2 separate regions of the Homo sapiens genome follow, and region 2 is linked to region 1. Evidence: chromatin loops called from intact Hi-C (ENCODE). Cell type or tissue: ascending aorta. All regions are shown on one strand. Links, peaks and the distances in the headings refer to the core of each region. The heading gives the core; the rest is flanking DNA. Region 1 holds the start of LOC124903045 (a long non-coding RNA gene). Region 2 overlaps NCOR2 (nuclear receptor corepressor 2).

Region 1 (15,605 bases), core at 5,606-10,605:
CATTCATTCCCACTGGATATTTAAAAGCCAGAGCAGGGGTCTGCACCGTGAGTCTTTGAGGGGCTTCCATAACTTCCAATGCCATGTCTGGGTCTCTGACCTGGCTCAATCCTCACAGCAGAGGGAGGCCAGGGGCAGCTAGCCAGGCTTTCCACAAGGATTTGCTGTGCATTGACTCTGTCCTGGGCCCCGTTCTAGATGCTGGGATACAGCCGTGAACAAAGCAGACAGAGATCCAGGTGCTCCGAGGTTTATTCTAGTGGAGAAGGAGGTGGACACGGATCAAGTCAACATCAAGGCACAGACAATGGCATTGTGGGGGTACACAGCCAGCCTCAATTCCTCACCACCCCCCACATCTGTGCCCTTTACCGGGTGGCAAAGAAGTAGAGTGCATTTCCCCACCTCTTGACTTTAGGTCTGGCCATGTGACTTGCTTTGGCCATAAGAAGGCAATGGAAATGAGGCTGTGCTAGTATTGGCCCTATCCCTTCAGGGACCTTGTATTATGCTGTGCCTCTGTCACTGGGTGAGACAAACAGGCCCTGGGTTAACTTGCTGATCCAAAGAGGAAGAGAGACAGGTGGGCAGCCCAGCCCAGCCTGGATCAGGTGACTCCCAGCCAACTGGCAGACACGGAAATGATAATGAGTGATTGCAGGTGGGAATCTTTTGTTACGCAGCATGTCGGCAGCAATAGCTAACTGATATAATCAGCTACTGCTAAGTGCTGTTATTAATGCCTTTTTATAGGCAAGAAAACTGAGACCTGCAGAGGTGAAGAAGCTGTCTTGAAGTTAGAGATGGCTGCGCCCAGACAAGAAGCCAGCTGTGCTAACTCCAGGTGGATTGTTCATTCATCCAGCCCATTTTTACCAAGCACCTACCATGTGCCTGTAATTGTGCTAGAAACTGAGGTAATTCAACGGAAAAGTTCCTTCTGTGAGCAACCTGTTAGAAGAGAGAACTCCTTTTTTCCTAGAGTTTCAGCAGAAGTCTGAGGTTTGGGTCCCATCAGCCTGGTGTGGGTCACCTGCCTGCTCTGAGCTAGTCATGGCTGCAAAAGAATGTGAAGCTCTGATTGACCAGGGTAGGTCACGTGTTCATGCTCCTCCCTGTAACTGGGAGAAGGGATGACCCCATCGGAACCAGACAGACTGAGAGCGGAGGAGAGATGGTTTTCCCAGAGAAAAAGGGGTGCTATTAAACCCCAAGAAGGGGAAATAGGTGCTGGGCCGATAAAAAAGAACAATGTATACTCCAGAGCTCCGGGGCCCTAATAAAGACCCCTGCAGCTCTCTGCTCCTTAGTGAATCCCCCCAAGGTCCAGGGCTGCTCCAACCCCCAAGGTCCAGGGCTGTGCCAACCTCCCCTGCCTCCGACACTCCTCGTGGGCGCTCTGCCTGGCTCTCGGAAGATCAGATGTGATTTATTCCTGGCATCTGTGCCGCCGCTTGCCGTGAGGTGCTTTGCAGCAGAACAATAAGTTACAGGGCCATTTATCTTGTTGGCGGCTTCGGATAAAATGAGCAGTCTGTGCAGACAGGGCCTTTAACGAACATGATCAGGGCTGTTCATTTAGAAACCAGGAGGCCTTGACATTGGCTTTAATTGAAGTGGTTAGCAGTAAGGGGCTTGGCTGGGTTTGTTCAGAATGGAGGGTTGCAGCAAAGGGCAGACCTGTCTTTGAGTCTTGTCTGTGCCTCTACTCTGTGTTTGACTTTGGGTAACCTTGGTGATCTCTTCCACACTTTGTTTCCTCACCTGTGAAACGGAGATGTATCAGTCAGTATCGGCTCAGTTGTGTTGCAGTAACAAACAACTCCAAAATCTCATGGTTTTCTAACAACCAACGTTTGTCTCTCACCCGTGCTATGTGTCTGCTGTGTGTTGGCAATGGGCTCTGTGCCATGTCTTCTCACTCTGGGATGCAGAGGGGGCCTCTGCCATGTGGAGCATCATCGGGCTTGAGGCAGGCTGTGCACTGCTTCTTAGAGCTTCTTCTTAGATGCAACTTACATCACTTCTGCTGACATCTCATTGGCCCAGGCAAGCCACACGGCCATGCCTGACTTCTGGTGGGGGACGGGCATAGAGATGAGAAATCCTGCCTGTGACTGTTAGCAGGAAAGCTGGAGAATTATTATTTATTAGAGAGAGCAGTTCTGCTGAGCCATCGTAGAGTCAGGGTTTTTTTTTTTTTTTCCTTGTCCCTCCTGGGGCTGCTAATCATCTGAGCCGAATCCATTCTGTTTTTCGCTGCCAGATTAATCATTTTCCTTGTGCCTCTGCCACATCACTCCATCTGCTGTGAACTTGAGTGCCTGCTGCAGGGCATTGAAGCTGGTCAGCCTGGCACTCAAAGAACCCCTGGGCTGGCACCTCTCAAGATAGTCAAAGCTGAGTCAGAGAGGGCAGAGACTAGGTATTTCTCACTCCCCACTTCGTCTCCAGCTTCCAGAACTGGCATACAGTAGGTGCTCAGTAATTATTTGGTGCCTGGCATACAGTAGGTGCTCAGTAATTATTTGGTGCCTGGCATACAGTAGGTGCTCGGTAATTATTTGTGGCAACTATGAAATGACTTGCCCAAGCCCACATGCCAGGTTGTAAGCCAGACAGGGCTCACGGCAAAGTGCTCACTATTGACAAGGCTCAGTGCAGCCGCCCCGCGGCCACGGTGTTTTCTGGCAGTCGGCGCTCGCTGTGCCCCAGGCCTCAGGAGCCGGCTGTCTTGTATGCATCAGTCCCTGGGGGTCCTTCAAACCACCCCCCAAGGAAGGCACTGTGGTAAGCAGGTTCTTTACTGAGATAGTCATCTGTGTTTATTCACCCTGTGATTTCCCTCCCTCAATTCCAAGGCAACATCCAGCCCTTTCCTCGATATTTGTTTTTCTGGGCAGAGATGAGAAGCCTCTGGAAGATAGTCCATCTATACTGGCCTTTTGTGAAAACTCGATGTATTAGTCAGGGTATAGATTCAGCTGCTGTAACAAAGAAACTCCAGGCTGGGCACGGTGGCTCATGTCTGTAATCTCAGTGCTTTGGGAGGTTGAGGTAGGAGGATCACTAGAGGCCAGGAGTTTGAAACCAGCCTGGGCAACATAGTGAGACCCTGTCTCTACAAAAAATACAAAAAAAATTTAGCTGGACGTGGGCATGGTGGCACACACCAGCAGTCCCAGCTACTTGGGAGGCTGAGGCAGGAGGTCAAGGTGGCAGTGAGCTATGATAGAGCCATTGAACTCCAGCCTGGGCGACAGAGCAAGACCTTGTCTCAAAAACAAACAAAACAAAACAAAAAGAGAGAGAGAAAGAAGAGAAACTCCAATGCAACATTGGCTAAAGCAAGAGAGAAGCTTGTTTCTCTCTACTGTAAGAGGGCTGACGGAGGCGGGCCGTCAGGACGGCCAGGAGCTTTGCCTTACAGTAATTGGGGCCCAGCCCCTTCCATCCTGTCGTCCATCCCGCCTGGATATGGTCCTCATGGCGTGGTTGAAGCAGTGTTAAAACCAGACCCACATTCCAGCTCTCAGAAAGGGGGAGAGGGAGAAGCCCGTGAAGCAGGTGTGGACACTTCCATTCACATTCCAGCAGAAGCAAGGGAAGGGGGAGCGAGGTCTCCGGGTCTCAGGCTTTGTGGCCGTGTGCCCAGCCAGTTTTACTCCCACAGAACAGGAGAACTACACGTTGGTCACACCTGAGCTTGCGAGGAAAGCTGTTGCTGGTTCTGGAGGGAAATGGAGAGAGGGAGCGAGATTTTCGTGTGCTGGGAGCAGGTAGTGAGGCAGGCCTGGTGACCTGGTTCTGCCGCAATGCTCTGGAGGTGAGGGGTCTAGAATTTGTGTCCTGCACCAGGAAGAGGGCGCCCTAAGCCAAGAGTTCCAGGACAGACAAGGCCCGCCCCCTTCACCCCAGAAAGGACCACTTCACAGTCCCCATTCCCCATCCCAGGTCTCTCCAGGGTGCCCAGGGGAACCAGTGACTGGAGGGACCTCATGGACATTTGGTCTTTGATCCGACCCAGCATGGAGGAGCCCCAATCCTGAGACTGAATCTTCCTTCATCCTGGGAGGATGGGGTTTGGAATCAGCCCCCAGTCAATTGGAAAGAAATAAAAATCAGTTATATCTTGCAGATCGGGGTTTGCGGCCTGACATGTATGCATGTTGCCTTGATATCCCTCTTATATTAAGTGAGGAGACTGGAGCTCAGAGAGGTCAGGTCACTGCCCTGTGGTCACAGAGCAAGTTCACAGTAAAACTGGCATCGGGAACCAGGTTGGCGGTTTGTAGACCCGCATACACTGTGGCTATGCTATTCCTCTCTGCTGGGAACCAGGTTGGCGGTTTGCAGACCCGCATACGCTGTGGCTGTGCTATTCCTCTCTGCTGGGAACCAGGTTGGTGGTTTGCAGACCCCGCATGCACTGTGGCTGTGCTTTTCCTCTCTGCTGGGAACCAGGTTGGCGGCTTGCAGACCTGCATGCGCTGTAGCTGTGCTTTTCCTCTCTGTGTGGGTGTGCAGGCACTTTTTGAAGTTTGGACACAGGGCAGGCAGGAGGCATTGGGGTGGTGGACGGTTCTGTGTACCTGAGGGCATAGGTGGCTGGGATTTGTTATGTAGGCTTGCCAGGGGTTCCAGAAATTTCAGCAGGCCACATTCTGGGAAACCTGTTGGAGGCTCTTGGTTACTTTCTAAACAAGTGTTTACCACTGGGCTGGGCTGGAAGCGGCTGGTGAATTATTCAAAGGCCATTGCCGGGGGGGATGTCCGTGGCTTCTGCCAAGCCCCCTCCCCGCCCCGCTGCCTGCAGTGTGCCTGTTTGGGGAACCGTCTCTCAGGCTCCAAGGGGAGTGACGGGAGTGAGCTGTAGGATGAGTGGCCAAGAGCTTAAGGCTGTTCTGCCACTTTTGGGCCAGGCCAGTTAATCCCCCTCTCTGAGTCTCAGTTTCCTCATCTCTAAAATGGACCCAAGAATACTAGTGCAGGGACAATTACATGAGAAAATAGGTCGCTATCTAGCCCAGTGCCGGGTGCAAGTAGCAAGTACTCAACATAATGCCAACATTTTCCAGTAAAGTGGAGCTTTCCTGTTCTTGAAGACTCAGTAATTTTTCTCTTTGGTGTGCGCCAAGGCAGAATTCTTGAACGTGCGTCCCAGGCGACATGACTAAGAATGTGTGCAGCAGCAGCATCTTCAAGCCTCAAAAGGAAACCCAGGCAGGCGCGGTGGCTCACGCCTGTGATCCCAGCATTTCAGGAGGCTTAGGTGGGAGGATCACTTGAGCTTAGGAGTACAACATCACCCTGGGCAACATGTCGAGACCCCATCTATACAAAAATTACACAAGTTAGCTGGGCATGGTGGTGTGTGCCTGTGGTCTCAGCTACACAGGAGCCTGAGGCAACAGGATCACCTGAGCCCAGGAGGCAGAGGCTGCAGTGAGCTGAGATCATACCACTGCTCTCCAGCCTGGGTGATGGGAGTGAAATCCTGTCCAAAAAAAAAAAAAAAAAAAAAAAGGGCCGGGAGCAGTGGTGCACACCTGCAATCCCAGCACTTAGAAGAGGCTGAGGTGGGTGGATCACCTGAGGTCAGGAGTTTGAGACCAGCCTGACTAACATGGTGAAACCCCCATCTCTACTAAAAAAAAAAAAAAAAAAAAAAAATTTAGTTGAGCGTGGTGGTGCATGCCTGTAATCCCAGCTACTTGGGGGCTGAGGCGGGAGAATCGCTTGAATCTGGGAGGCCGAGGTTGCAGTGAGCTGAGATCACACCATTGCACCCCAACCTGGGCAACAAGAGTGAAACACCATCTCAAAAAAAAAAAGCACAAACGAAACCCTGTTCCATGCGCAGTCACCCCCTGTTCCTTTCTCCCCCGGCCCCTGGCAAACACCAACCTACTGTACAGCTCTACGGGTCCGCCTGGTCTGGGCTTTCCATAGAAATGGGACCGGACACTGTGTGGCCTTCGGTGTCTGGCGTCTTTCACTCTGCATCATGTTTCGAGGTTTGTCCACTTTGTAGCGTGTCAGTGCTGAATCTGTTTTGTGGCTGGTCATATTCCATTGCATGGACAGACCATGTGTGGTTTATGGAGTCGTCAGCGGGTGGACTTTCGGGCTGTTTTCACTTCTTGGCTCCTGTGAATAACGCTGCTATGCACATTTGTGTACAAGTTCTTGCGCGGACGTGCGTCTTCGCGTCTCTTGGGACTACGGACATTGGAGGCCAGTGCACCCCTCGTGATGGGGCCCGTCCTGTGGGTTGTGGGACGTTTCGCAGCATACCTGGAGCCACAGCACCCTCTCCACCAGTTGTGACAGCCAAAAATGTCTCCAGACACTACCAAAGTGCCCGGAGTCAATCTCACTTCAGGTAAAATCAAGACTCATCTGTGGAGAGTTAAAAAACAAAACCTAAAACCTAGTCACAGAAGACCACATACACCATGACCCTTGTGTTAGGAGGTTTAAAAACAACTATGACTCGATAATCAATTCTTTTTTTTTTTGTTTGAAAGTCTCACTCTGTCACCCAGGCTGGAGTGCAGTGGCGTCATCTCGGCTCACTGCAATCTCTGCCTCCCGGGTTCAAGCAATTCTCCTGCCTCAACCTCCTGAGTAGCTGGGATTACAGGCGTGCATCACCACACCCAGCTAATTTTTGTATTTTTAGTAGAGACGGGATTTCACCATGTTGGTCAGGCTGGTCTCAAACTCCTGACCTCAAGTGATCCTCCCGCCTTGGCCTCCCACAGAGTTGGGATTACAGGTGTGAGCCACCTCGCCCGGCCTGATAATACATTCTTTAGGGTGAGCTTCTCGAAGTGTGTGGTCCCAGAGCTGCAGCAGCAAAAGCTCCTGGAAACGTGTTGGCAATGCACATTCTCGGGCTCTCCTCCAGACTTGTTGAGTTGGATGCTCTGGGCTGGGCCACAGTCTCCCAAGTGACTGAGCACACTGTCGTGTGAGAAGCACCGGTTTAGGCACAAACATGCTCATGCCCAAAGCCCACAGTGAGGACAAAATACGTGTTTATTTAAATCGAGGAGTGGGGCTTACTTCTGGGGAGAGTCTGGGGGCAGATGTGTCCCTGCCTATGTTCTGTTCTTGCATTGGGGGTAGCTTCATGAGTGTCCATTATATTGTGAAACAAATTCAAAACCACAAAAAGAAATGAAGAAATAAACCCATAAAACAAAACAGGTCAGGCTTCACCAACCATGGGAGTGAGTCACAAGACAATGATTAATCCGATTTTATGCACCTGAGGTCATGAAAGAACTCATGTGGACCATTACTACCATGTGCAGGTTTATTCATCAAGAGGGGAGTGAGGGCCCCGCTGCTGTCCACAAATAAGCTGTGGCCTCTGCTGTCTGTTGCCTCCGCTTTTCTCAGACGCCTCTGCCTCTGGGAATTAGGGGTAGTTGCTAAGATCTATTGAACAGTTGCTGTGTGCCAAGTCTGTTAGCTTAAGCTCTCACGCTGGTGCCTCTGAAGTCCCCTTTTACAGATGTGGAGACTGAGTCTGGGAGGTTCAGTGATTGCCCAAGGTGTGGAGGGGCTTGGGGTTGGAGCCCCAGGTGCACATCTGTCCACACAGGCCCTTTGCGGGGCTGAAGCAGGATTACTCTGAACATCCAAGTCAAGGCCACCCCGGGATTTCATCCAACAACGAAAGCCAAGTTCAAGGTGTCTTGGTTTCTTCTGAAATTGCCCTAACCTTACCTGTTAAAGGCCTGGCTGACTTGTGCTGTTCTTTTTCTTGAAGAAGTCCCCAAAAGATGAAATCACAAAGTCCAGAGCGGTGAAGACATTGCCCAAGACCCACAGCAGAGGCAGGATTCAAACCTGGCTCCCCTCCTCCAGGAAGTCCTCCAAGCCTGCTGCAGTTCCCCAACTCCCACAGAACTCAGGGGCTTAGGGACATGTCAGCAGAGCCTGTTTGCTTTCTAACCCAACACTACGGGTCGCCAGCCCCTCATAGGCAGAGCTCAGACCTTTGACTTTTCTGTATGTTCCTCCTCTCACCTCTCTGATCCTCTCCTGTCAGGTCAGTGTGAGCTGGGCGCACATGAGGCATCCAACAGGCCCTTTGCGTGTGAGTGGGCAGTGCAGTGAGGCAGCCTGCGGCTCAGGCATGGGGCCCCCTGAGCATTTACCCTTGTCTCCCCCACTTCAAATTGTTCGGGAACAGAGACACCCAACTCTGCGAATTACACTGAAACCAGGAAGGTCCCACTCACTCCCTAAAAGAATAAATCAAATGACAGCTAACAGCGACCAAACCCTTTCTATGTGCTCTGCACTCTGCCTGGAGGAGTATGTTTAACACGCAAGAGGGCCTCTCTATCATTACTATCCTCCCCATTTTAGAGAAGGAAACAGGCACAGAGAGGCTGAGTGACTGGCTCAAGGTCACACAGCTAAAAAGAGAGGGAGCCAGGATGTGAGTCCTCCTTGGGGTGGAAAGCCTCCAGCGAGGGCTGTGGTTTTGGCTTCCCATGGGGGAGGCTGGGGAACGAGGCCAGGAGGCCCCTGAGGCTGATTCTGGGTCTCTGTCACGTGGTTTCTCTTGGGTCAGCCAGCGGGGGTGGGCAGCTCTGAATGCAGGCTCAGCCCAGGCCAAGGAATGTCGCAGCGGCTGTGGCTCAGCGGGCCAGCCAGAGCGGAGGCTGGGGGAGGGAGTGGCGTCTTGGCAGCCGTGACAAATAGAAAACAGATTGTGTTTCCCTTTGCTTCCACCCCCAGCCGGGGGAGGGGATGTGCCGGAACCCAATTACCCACTTACAATGGATGCTCTATTGTGGAACGGGAGGCAAGGTCGGGGCAGGGGGAGCAGGCCCTGCCCGGGGCGCGGTGTCCCTGGCACGGCCCCGTTGCTCGCCCGCCCTGGCTGACCTCCCTTCCTCCTGACTCTGCTGCCAGCCCCGCCGCCCCCTCTCCTAGCTCACAAAGACCCAGCGCCCTTTCCAAAACTGGGTCTTCCTTCCAGGCAGCCTTGATTCTCGCTGTGGAGCCGCAAGGACTGTGGATCCTTGTCTGAGCACTAAAGTCCAGCAAAGGTTTCTGTCATTCCTTCCTTCCTTCATTCATTCTTTCACTCATTCATTCCTCCCCCACCAGCCCCCTAATCTCTCTCCTCTCTCTATCTTGTTAATGATCTGGAAATATTTGAGCATCCAGGCAGCTTGGTTCCCATCGAGATCCACTCATTGATTCACTAAATATTTACTAAGCACCCACTATGTGCAGGCACTAAGAATCTGTTCATTTACCACTGTTTGTGGAGTACCTACTGTGCGTGAGGCCCTAGACAGACTTGCATTCACTTAGCAGGTATTTGTGGAGCATCCACAGAGATACATGTTTGTCCAGTATTTGTGGAGCGCGTACTATACGCCAGGGAGTCATTCATTCATTTACCAAGCGTTGGGGGGGGCACCTACTACGCTCTGGGTGTTGGGGTGCCACAGTGAACAGGACAGACATGGTCTCTGCCCTCAGGCATCTTATGGTCCAGTGGGCAGGGGCAGACTCTTAACAACAATTTGATGTGCTGTGCATTTATTGCACACCAACTGTGTGCAGGCTTCTTGGAGGGCAGGATTAGAGATGCACGCTGGTCAATGTGAACAGCCTGAGCATGAATCAGACCTAGATTGGGACTGGGGTGCCGACTGCATCACCAAAGAAGGAGACTGACTTCACCTCCAAGACCTCAGTTTACTCAGCTGTAAAATGGGTGGTGGTGAGACTTAGCCAAGGGGCCTGGGAAATAGGAGTTTGCTTCTGTTGGGGACAGCTGTTGCTTTTACCAACTCAGCATCTGTTCCTCCTGGTAATGGCGCCCCGGATCTCGTTGAGGAAAACAGCTTTCTTCTTTTCTCTCATCATCTGTAGTTCAGGTGGGGCTGACCCCGCCTCCCTGGCTCCTGGAGGAGCACATGACCAAGGCTTGGCCAATCAGGTCATCCCATCCTCTGACAGCAGTCATTGGTCCAAAGGAGGGTCACATGATGTAGTCGGGTATCAGTGAGATTCTTACCTTAGGACGGGAGAGCCTGCCTGAGAATAAAACCAACCCAGAGGGCCAGGCGTGGTGTCTCATGCTTGTAATCTCAGCACTTTGGGAGGCCAAGGTGGGCAGATCACCTGAGGTCAGGAGTTCGAGACCCTGTCTCTACCAAAAAATACAAGGGAGGCTGAGGCAGGAGAATTGCTTGAACCCGGAAGGCAGAGGTTGCAGTGAGCCAAGACTATGCCAATGCACTCTAGCCTGGGCAACAAAAGCGAGACTCCATCTAAAAAAACCCAAAACAACAACAACAACAACACCCAGAGGAATGGAGAGAATGAGTCCTGGTGGTGCCATTGTGAGCCCCTGGATCCAGCTGTGCCTGAAACTCACCCAACCCCTGGACTTTTCAGTAACATGAGCCGATAAACTCTCTCCGTCGCTTCAGCCACTTTGAATTGGGAATTTTGTCACTTGAAGCCAGGAGCCCTGACTGACAAATAGGCCTTTTCTCTCCCCTTATTTCATAAAACACCACGCGTGGAACAAGCAAAATTAATGCCCCTGCTTCCTAAACAGCCGATGAGCAATGGCTAATGGTAGAGGCTGGGCAATGACTCCTTTCTCTTTGGTGCATGAGGACATCCATTCTCTGGCCGGCCCCTGACCTCGCCTCACTGAGCTGGAGCAGAAATCACTTAACCTTCCAGGCCTCGGCGTTTAGAGGTTTGTGATGGATGGTGCTTGGCCTCGTGGGCAGAAATGGAAAATTCTCGGCCGTCTGATCTGTCCCTTCTTTCTGCTTTTCACGGCTGGCCCAGGCAGGAGTCAGTGGCGGGATTCGGAGATGGCAAGCGTGCTCTGTCAAGGGCCAGATAGTCAATATTCTAGGCTTTGTGCGTCATGAGGCCTCTGTTGTGCATTCTTTGTTATTTTTTGTTTTGTTTGTAAAAACTCCTTAAAAATGTAAAGAATGACCAGGTGCGGTGGCTCATGCCTGTCATCCCATTGCTTTGGGAGGCCTATGCAGGAGGATCACTTGAGGCCAGGAGTTTGAGACCATCCTGGGCAACGTAGTGAGACCCAGTGTTTAAAAAAAAATTAGCCGGGTGTGGTGGCATGCACTTGTAGACCCAGCTACTCGGGAGGCTGAGGTGGGAGGATTGCTTGAGCCCAGGAGTTCAAGGCTGCAGTGAGCTGTGATTGGGCCACTGCACTCCAGCCTGGGCAACAGAGCAAGACCCTGTCTCAAATAAATGAATAAATATATAAAAATTTTAAAAATGTAAAAATTATTCCTAGTGTGCAGGCTGCGAACTCTTCTCCTTTGCTACTGGCTGGATTTGTCTCATGGCTGCGTTGTAATGGCCCCTGGATGAGGCCATGGTTCTGGGGAATCAGTGGCCCTTTTCTCTTTCCTGACTTCTCTCCCTCCCTTTCTTCTCCCCTCTCTTTCTTTCCTTTTCTTTTCCCTCCCTCTTTCCTTTCTTTGTTCTCTCTTTCGTGGGATAAAAACCCTTGTTCTCACAAACCCAGGAAATATCCTGGAACTATTTTGGTGTCAAAACTCATCCTTAAAAGTAGCCCATCTCCTTTGCTTGCCATTTCTCCCCATGGCACGTAGTACAATTTGTAATTATAGATTTATTTCTTTAATTGTTTTGGGGGTATCTGTTTCCTTGTTCTGAAATAGAAACTCCATGAAGAAGGAAAGCTGGGGAGGGGGTGCGGGGTCTGGGTTTCCAGGCAATTTGGGGCTGATTTCAGCGAATGGGGGGTGGGACATGACTGTGGTGAACTTGACAAAGGGCAGGATGCTGGCCTTGCAGCTGTGTGGGCAGAGCTGGGCGGGGCTGGGGGCTGCTGGAGTCGCCTCTACACAGGCAGGCTCTGGCCACGACCCTGAGCCATGAACGGAGGAGGGAGTGGGCTCTCGTCCCTGGCCTCCCAGAGACCACAGCTTGCTAGGGCCAGCTGGCAGGTGTGATTCTGCTCCTAAAGCTGGATCTTTCCTCTGCCGGTGGAAATCCATCGCTCTCCGGCTGCTCGAGAACTCCTGGCTACAATTTGGCAAGATTCGGATCTGGCTTCTTTAGGATTAAGGAGCTGCCGGGAGTCACAAGCAGAGACACTCATGTGGGTTCCGAAGGTCCGCTCTCTGGGCACCCCAGGCTCGGAGTATTCTAAAATCCTGAGCCATCCACAGGTTCCCTAACAGGACCCTTCTGGCCACTCCAACAGACCCACTGCCCGCGTCGGGGAGGCCCACGTTTCAGGCACTGTAGACCAGCGGGGAGGAAGCGCCTGGTGGGTCTTGAGCTGAGGACATCTGGCCTGGGTGGGGAGTCCAGGCTCTGCAGCCCCACTGCATTTTCTGTGGGCTCCACCGCCCCTCGGGAGTCTGCAAAGGGTCCCAGCGACTCACCCATCTGGACGCCCTTCCTGCGGCTGCCTGTTCACCTTGGCTTATGCGTGGTGGCAGGTGGCGTCTGCGGGAGCTCCAGAGCACTGGGCCTGGTGGAGCTGCACCCCCAGCGGGTGCCCAGGGGTCAGACACACCGATCCACATAAGGACACTGTGCCCGGTGTTTACATCCAGGTTTCATTCCATTGGATGGGAGCCCAGACCATCAAGTTATTAAATATTTATATAACGTCACTCATGCCTGGGCCTCTGTGGAGCAGTGTGACTGAAATCACTGGTGTATTTTGAGATCCCCCCATCTCTCATTCAAATTCCTTATCAGGAAATTCCTTCTCATTCAAATTCCTTGTCAGGACTCCCCTTTTGTCAGAGTCGATACCATTATTGTCCCTATTCCACAGAGGGGAAACTGAGGCACAGGACTGTTAAGTGCCCAAGGTCACAAGGCTTGGTTGCAATTCATTCATTTATTTATTGATGTACCATTCAGTGAGGGTGCTGGGGGTCACAGGTGAACGAAGCAGCCCCTGCCCCTGCTCACGGGGTCTGGTAGGCAGTTGGGGGTGGGGGCACAGCAGGGGGACTTGGCTAAAGTCCAGGAGTCCAGGAAATCTGTCGAGCATGGTGTGGCCCAAGGGTTGAGCGCCCAGTCCCTGGGGGCAGCTCTGTCTGGGTCCAAATTCTGGGTCTGTCACTTACTACCCGTGCCTCAATTTCCCCACCTCTTAGCCTTTTGGTGAAGACTAAATAAGTTGTTATGTGTATCTGTAATAGATGAAACAGAGTCTGGCACATTGTAAGTGCTGTATCCGTATCACCAATGATCATGATAAATGCCAGTTGAGTACATGAACAAAAAGCAATGTTTCAGTTCAGTCTTTGAGCATCCCTGGGTGACAGTAGCTAAAGTTTAGACCATGTGGGGAACAGTGTGCCAGCTAGAGGGAACAGCATATGCAAAGGCCCGCCCCACTGCTGTACCAGGGCTCAGCGTGGATCTGTCAAGGGATGAGGCCTTTCCCTGGGGGCCCACAGAGGATAAATCAGAAAAGAACAGGCAGGTATGTCTGGGGAGGGGGGCGCAGAAGAGAGGGAGGGAGCCTGCCTTGGACCATGTGTCTCAGACGCACGTGGGAACAAGAATGGCAGTGACCTAGTCATCGGGTAAAATGATAGCTCAGTTCTGGGGACCAAGACCAGGACATGCGGGTCCTCCTGGGAGGCTTCTCTTCTGACTCCTCTCCTGGCCCCATAAAACCCTCCTTGCAGGGCCATGGCCGCCGAGCTCTTCGGCTGTGGAAAATGAGGAGGCTGCTGCCTCCTCCAGGTGTGTGGAGGGAGCCGCTGTGACTTTCATCTGACAGCGAGCTGCTTCCTGACCAGAAATGACTCAGAAAGATTTGTCGGCAGAGTGCTGCAGCTGCTGTCCCGGGATCAACTGGGAAGCGCTGGATCTGGGTGGCAGGGCCACTCACTGCCCATGGAACTCAGGCTTTCTCCAGGACTTCTGTCTGGGTCGCCTCTCTCTGAGGAAGCCGCCACCCCCAGAGGGAAATGACTGGCCTGCCATTCACCCCTGGGAAATCCTGCCAAGGCTTCTCTCTGCCCTCTTGTTCTCGTGATGGCCACTGAGGGAGGGCATGTAGGAGGGTGTTTATTCCATCAGCAAATTGTTATTCAATCAACACACATTTTCTCAGTGCCTCCTTTGCTAGGTGCTGATGAGACAAAGTTATAGGAGGTGTTGTCTTTACTCTCAAGATTTCAGCCTCATGTGAGAGACACATGCAAGCTGGTAATTTCTCACGGTGAAATCTTTATGGGTTGGGAGTTAATTCAGCCAGGCTCTCTGTTTGCAAAAGGTAAAACAAAACAAAGCAAAACAAAAGCCTCCAACTAGCTTAGGGGAAAAAAGGAAATTTAATCATCATGATATAACTGAAAAGTTAAGTACATACCTTCAGGTACAGCTTGATCCGGGGGCTCAAAATATTCACCAGGATTTACTTCCTCTCCATCTTGGCACCCTGCCTGCTATGGTTCTGATTGCTATGGTGGGCAAAATAACCACCCCCAAAGATGTCCATGTCCTAATCCCAGGAAACATGTGAATATGTTAGCTGACATGGCAAAAGGGACCTTGCAGATCTAATGACGTTACACGTCTTGAGATGGGGGGATTCTCCTGGATTATCATAAGGGTGATGTAATCACAAGGTTCCTTATCAGTGAAAGAGGAGCATGAGTCAGAGAGAGGAGTTGTGACTGCAGAGGCAGAGGCAGAGGCAGGAGTGATGGCTTTGCTGGAAGGGGCCATGAGCCTAGGAGTGCGGGCAGCCTCTAGAAGCTGGAAAAGGCAGAGAATGGATGCTCCCCTGCAATTTCCAGAAGGAACACAGCCTTGCCAACATCTTGCTTTTAGTCCAGTGAGGCCCGCTGTGGCCTTCTGACCTCTAGAACTGTAAAATAATACACTTGTGTTGTGTTAACTCACATCTCCCTTGGTTCCAGTCTAGGGGGAGATGGAATATTTCCTCCCTGGTAACTCTGGCACAATTACCTAGCCCTCCCTCTGATGGGACCAGCTCGGGTCGCATGCCCGTCTCTGAGCCAGTCACCTGGCTAGCAGTGCTCTGACTGGCCAGGCCTGGGGCACAGGCTCTGCCCTTTCAGGGGGTGGAGGCCACCTGACTGTCCTGGACTGCGTGGAGGAAATTCAGAGTGATGCCCCCATTGAAAAGGGGAATGAGGCTGCATGCAGTGGCGCACGCCTGTGATCTCAGCACTTTAGCAGGCCAGTGTGGGAGGATTGCTTGAGCCCAAGAGTTCCAGGCTGAGGTGAGCTATGATTGCATGACCGCACTCCAGCCTGGGCAACAGAGCGGGACCCTGTCTCTTAAAAAAGAGAAATGAATGCGGTGTACCCCAAAACAGTACCTGCTCTCTACAGCAGGGGAGGGAGAACTCTCACCTGGCCCTGAGGAAGGAGGGAAGAGCACTGGGGGGCATGAGGAGACCTGAATTTTATTCGCCATTTCCGGTCTCATTCATGGGCTGTGTGACCTTGCGTAGGTGGTGCAACCTCTCTGGCCCTCCATTTCCGCACCCGTAAAATGGGGCTGATAGTCACGGCCTTGCATCTTCCTGGGC
Region 2 (5,000 bases), core at 1-5,000, 290 kb after region 1:
TCCACAGGCCCACCTCCCCAGGAGGCTGACAAGCAGGACCAGAGAAGACCGTGGAGCAGGAACAAACCCAACACTGGGAGCAGGGGATGTGGGGGCAGGAGGTGAAGGAAACACCCCAGAGAGACAGGAGGAGGTGGGGCTCCCTGTGGCTTTGGCAGGTGAAGAAGGGGTCTTCCTTGCTCTCTAGGTGCTAGCTGTGTGGCCGTGTAGTTTCTAGTGGCTTGGCCCTTTCCGTTGGTATCACTCTTTTATCTAGATGGACAGTTGCTGCTGATCCCCACAGATCATACACAAACTCCTATTCATCCCTCAAAACCCAGCCTATATAGCCCTCCTGTTACCTTTTTGGGAGAGTGACTTGTGCCCCACTTTCACACATACCTTTATCTGCCTGAGCATACTAATCTGCTGTTACTGCTCTTAACCAACAGCCATTGTTTGGGTTTATTCCAGGCAGGGGCCAGGTCTCATTCATTCCATGTCTCTCCCCAGGTCCCAGTGTTTGGGAGCTGCCCTGCCCCCATGCTACCCCATACCCAGTCCTTCACTGGGCCTGGCTTAGGGGTTCTCCCATCTTCAGTACCCCAGGGCAGACTCTTTCCTGCTTCGAGGGTGTGGCTGGGACATTGACTCTCCGGGTGATGTCTGCCCCCATCCACCGGAAATACTAGTCCCAAGCCTAGGGGTGGTCCTGCATGGGACCTGGCCCTTGGCTTCCTCTGTCCGTGGATCCTGGAGGTCATAAGAAGGGCTTCTTCCCTGTGTTTTGTTTCTGTGCCTCAGTTTCACCATCTGTGAGATGGGGCTACTCCTGCCTGTACCTCCCATGGCGCTTATGCGCAATTGACATGTTAAGAACACACCGTATGCCCGACGCTTGGCTCATGGCAGGTGCTTGGAGAAGTGACCATCGCTGTAATAGTTCTCCCCTGCTCTTCTGGCCCCCAGCCGCACCTTGAGGCTGCAGGTCTCGGGGTTTTGGCTCAGCCTGAAGGTGGCCAAGAGCATGGCTCTGCTCTTGGTGGGCCGGGCTCTGGGCTGTAGGCGGAGGCAGCTCTAGGTTCCAGCTTGAGCCCACCTACATACCTGCTGTCTTTCTCCGGGGGCTGGGGAGGGGGAGTGATGCTGGCCTGCCACGCCCTCCTCTCTCTGCTGCAGCCCGGGAGCCTGGGCACCTCCGCCCTGCGAGGAGATCTTGGCAAAGGCTGCGTCAAATTTTTGTTGGCAGCCACATTTCCCAGGGCTTGGGGTCACCTCCTTTTGGCCAATCTGGTTTGGGGTCACTGGGGACAGTTTCAGTATGGTGATGGTGACTTCTGCGGCCTGTCCGCCTAGTCCTTGCCAAATACTGAGTGGCTGCCCCAATGCAGCTGAGTCACAGCAGGGGCTCGCCCGCGTGCCAGCCTGTGAACACCCATTTGCCAGCACACACGCAGTTTAGCCTGGTGCAGGGGGCACCCAAACCCACGCAAATTCTGCCCCTGCCCTCCGCCACAGCCCCCATGAAGCCACCTTCAGGAGCCCCTCCGCCCCCCACCTCCCTGTACCCGGCTGGCCTGGGCTGCCCTCCAGGCCTCCTGTGAGTGGACCCTGGTGGTCCCAGGCTGCGGGCTGGTGGGCCTGGCCGAGGCACAATGTCTGCCTTCACACCGAGGGCCGGGGTGGGGGCCCGGAGGTCCAGCCTATTGATGGAGCGGCCACCGAGCCCTGCGCCACATGTTCCTGTTTTCCTAATAAGTCCCCAGTTGTGAGTGGGGAGGAGGCGGGGAGGCCCCGGGGCAGCCCAGAAATAATCACATGATTGTGAAACACAAGAATCCTAGAAAGGGTATCTCCGAGCGCCTCTATCTCACCCTCCCTCCTCCTCCTCCTCCTCCTTCCCTCGCTGGCTGCACTAGCTCTGAGGTAATTGTAGACAACCCAACCAGCTTCCAGGGTGAGGGAAGGCATCTCAGGGCTGGCAGTGTCGGCTGGGCTGGTGGGGAGCGGTGCCCACGTCGCTGGGCCCTGGGGGAGCGAGGCCTGCGCGCCTGCCGGGGAGCAGGCTTCAGTGGACCCGGCGCATTTGCTAAAATCGAAACTTGGCTGGCTTGCTGGGGCCGCTGTGGGGGTATTGAGGCTCCTCTGTGTTTTTTTCCAGCGTGGGGAGGGCCTGCAGGGGGCCCCGGGCCTCCCTCCCCCGTGCTGAGGATCAGCATGCTGGACTGGGCTGGGCAGGTGCCCGCTGCTCCGGGAAGCCTCTATTTATAATCTGTGTTTTTTTGTTTTTTAAAAAAATTCCTCCTCTTCGCCATCACCCTGCAGAAGAAGGCTGAAGCTGCACATCGGATTCTGGAAGGCCTGGGGCCCCAGGTGGAGCTGGTGAGCTGGGGTACAGGGTCAGGGGCTCAGGGGAGGGCGGGGGTGGCTGGAGAGGTGGGCAGGGAGGCGGGAGGGTGCGGCGGAGGAGGAAGTCATCTATTACCAAGCGCTGCCCAGGCGGCGTCCGCGGAGGAAGCAGGAAACCCACCTTCCTGATGAGAGGACGGCAGATAGCGGGTGGGCGGGCCTGGCTGGGCTGGGTGGGGGTGGGGAGTCTTGGCAGCGAGCGCCTCCGGGGCCACCTGCGCACTCCTGTGCATACCGTGAAGCCCGGCCGCTCGGGCTGTGAGGAGAGTCACACATCCGTAGGCCGGTGCGCTTGCTCCAGCTGAGCGCGGAGAGCCGGTTCTCTGGGTCACACAATCTCGGTCCACTCCCAGGTGCACCGCTTCATGGCGGTGTGACCCTGAGCGGGTCTGTTACCCTCCCTGTGCTTCAGTTTCCTCATCTGTAAAATGGGAATCCTAACAGCACCTATTCCACTGGATTACAGTGAGGAGGAGCTGTGTTAATATTTTTCCAACATCGGGTGCCGCGCCTGCCTTGTAAACAGTAAGTGCTGGGCATTAGCTATGATGATGATGATGATGATGATGGCGATGATGGCGATGATGGCTGTCACTAGTGTCCTTTTGCTGCGGAAAGATGCCATGTCAGCAGCAGAGCTGGAAAGCAGGCCCCAGGCCTCCTGGAGTCCCTGGGCTGAGGATGGGTGGATGCAGAAGCCCTAGCCCCCAGAGAATGGGCCGCAGCCCCTGCCTGCCCCACAGCCATCTGTGCCCACTGAGCTGGTCAGCATGGATGGCCGTGGTGGGCACTGAAGGTATATGCTACCCACATGTGTGCCGGATGAGGGAGAGTCTCTGTGTGCATGGTGGGCTAGGGTGTGCGTGTGAGTGCGCCCAGGGTGCAGATAAAGGCTTATGCCTTCGCCATGTGTAGTGGCTCATACCTGTAATCCCAGTGCTATGGGAGGCCAAGGCAGGAGGATTGCATGAAGCCAGGAATTTGAGATCAGCCTGGGCAAGATAGCAAGACCTTGTCTCTGCAAAAAATTAAAAAATTCACCAGGTGTGGTGATGCACGCCTTTCGTCCCAGCTACTTGGGAGGCTGAGGCAGGAGGATCGCTTGAGCCCTGGAGTTCAAGGCTGCGGTGAGCTATGATCACACCACTGCACTCCAGCCTGGGCAGTAGAGTGAGACCCTGCCTCATAAAAAAACGAAACAGAAGTCTGACACCTTCAGAGCCTCAATCTAAACTCAGCTCCACTGCATGTTTGCCAAGTGGCCTTAGGAAAGGGGCTGACCTCCCAGTACCACAGTGCTCTCTCATCTGGGACAGGCGGAGGCTCTAGGGCCTCCTTCCAGGGTCTTCCCAGGGTTAAAGGCAGTGCTGCCTGTTAAAGGCTCACCTAGTGCAGCTCCTGGTCCCTACGAAGCGCTCAGTAGTTGTGAACAATTTGGTGATGAGCTGCTCCCCCTGAAGTTTCTGCAGGCTGCTCAGTTTTGCAGTGAGAGCTCCCCAAAGCCCGGGGTCCGTCTTTTGAGGCCACTCAGGAACTACAAGCCCCGGGCTCCCAGGCCCACTCAGAAGGCAGAAGCAGGGAGGAGATGGCAAGGGCTCCTCCAGCTCAGAAGCAGGGCCCAGCTGCCCACCTGGCTGGACTCAGGAACCTCGCTGGGCTCCCCCACCCCTTCAGGGCTCTGCCCCCTCCAGGCACATCCTCGGGCCTGGGCGATCTGGGTGGTGAGCTCTGGCCTAGGGTCGTGCTTCTCTCAGTGGAAGTGATATCTGGGGAAGTTTTCAGCAGCAGCAGCTGCTGCTTGCTTGTTTTTTTGTTTTGTAAACAGCTTTATTGAGGTACAATTCACACGCATGCCATTCACTCAAAGTGTCCAGTTCAGTGGGTTTTAGTGTATTCACAGATGTGTGCAACTGTCACCACGGTCAATTTTAGAACATTCCATCATCTCAAAAAGAAACCCTTCTGTCTCTATGGATTTGCCTATTCTGGACATTTCCTATAAATGGAATCTTGCAATATGTGGTCCTTTGTGTCTGGTTTCTCTCACTCAGCATCATGTTTTCGAGGTTCATCCGTGTCGAGCGTGGGTCGGTCCTTCGTTCCTTTTTGTGGCTGAATCATATTTCACTGTAGGGGTAGGTCACGTGTTGTTTACCCACTCATCAGTCGGTGGACGTGAGATTGTTTGCATATTTGGGGTATTGTGAATAAAGTTGCTGTGAACATTAGTGTGCCGTTTCCATGTGAACGTACGTCTTCATTTCTCCTGGGTGTGTACCTAGGCGTGGAATTGCTAGATCCTCTGTTAACCCTGTTTAGCCCCTTGAGGAACTGCCCAACTGTTTTCCAAAGTGGCCGAAAAGTGGCCGTACCATTTTACATCTCCACCAGTAAGCTGCCTCTTGCCTCGGTTTCTCCTTTTCTGCCAAATAGGGATGGCAGGGTTGGATGAAGTTCCCAAGCATTTCCAGATTTCCGGGTCCTCCCGCTCCCGTTTCCTGATTGGTCCCCGGGGGCCTCCTGGGGGAAAGGGCCTGTGTCTTAGGGCCCGAGGAACACAGGCGAGGAAGCCCCTGTCCGTGGGAGTCTGTGGGCAGATGGGGGTGGGCAGC

The links. A loop is a pair of places that touch in the nucleus more often than their neighbours do. Peaks named below come from ENCODE experiments on the same cell type or tissue, not always from the same donor. Only the 100,000 strongest peaks of a DNase experiment are listed, where the experiment ranks them.
Region 2: it touches region 1 in a loop (2.0-fold over the local background); 5 of 110 quality-filtered maps call a loop at or near these places.

The regions. Positions count from the first base shown.
Region 1 is chr12:124,739,239-124,754,843 of GRCh38, reverse strand. It overlaps LOC124903045 (a long non-coding RNA gene), which reads right to left and starts at 12,540. Exons shown (of 2, transcript XR_007063509.1): 1 at 12,456-12,540; 2 at 11,657-12,136. RefSeq lists enhancers at 4,247-4,767, 4,768-5,288, 9,863-9,912. In ascending aorta, for the core only: no CTCF peak of the experiment used is centred there; a DNase peak (open chromatin) is centred at 8,683; H3K4me3 peaks cover 883 bases; H3K27ac peaks cover 3,069 bases.
Region 2 is chr12:124,454,467-124,459,466 of GRCh38, reverse strand. NCOR2 (nuclear receptor corepressor 2) reads left to right here. Exons shown (of 49, transcript NM_006312.6): 8 at 2,305-2,361. Among named protein-coding and RNA genes, the nearest start is that of NCOR2, 110 kb to the left of the region's middle. RefSeq lists silencers at 2,381-2,440, 2,471-2,600. In ascending aorta, for the core only: a CTCF peak has its summit at 2,298; DNase peaks (open chromatin) are centred at 1,366, 1,806 and 2,414; H3K4me3 peaks cover 1,655 bases; H3K27ac peaks cover 5,000 bases.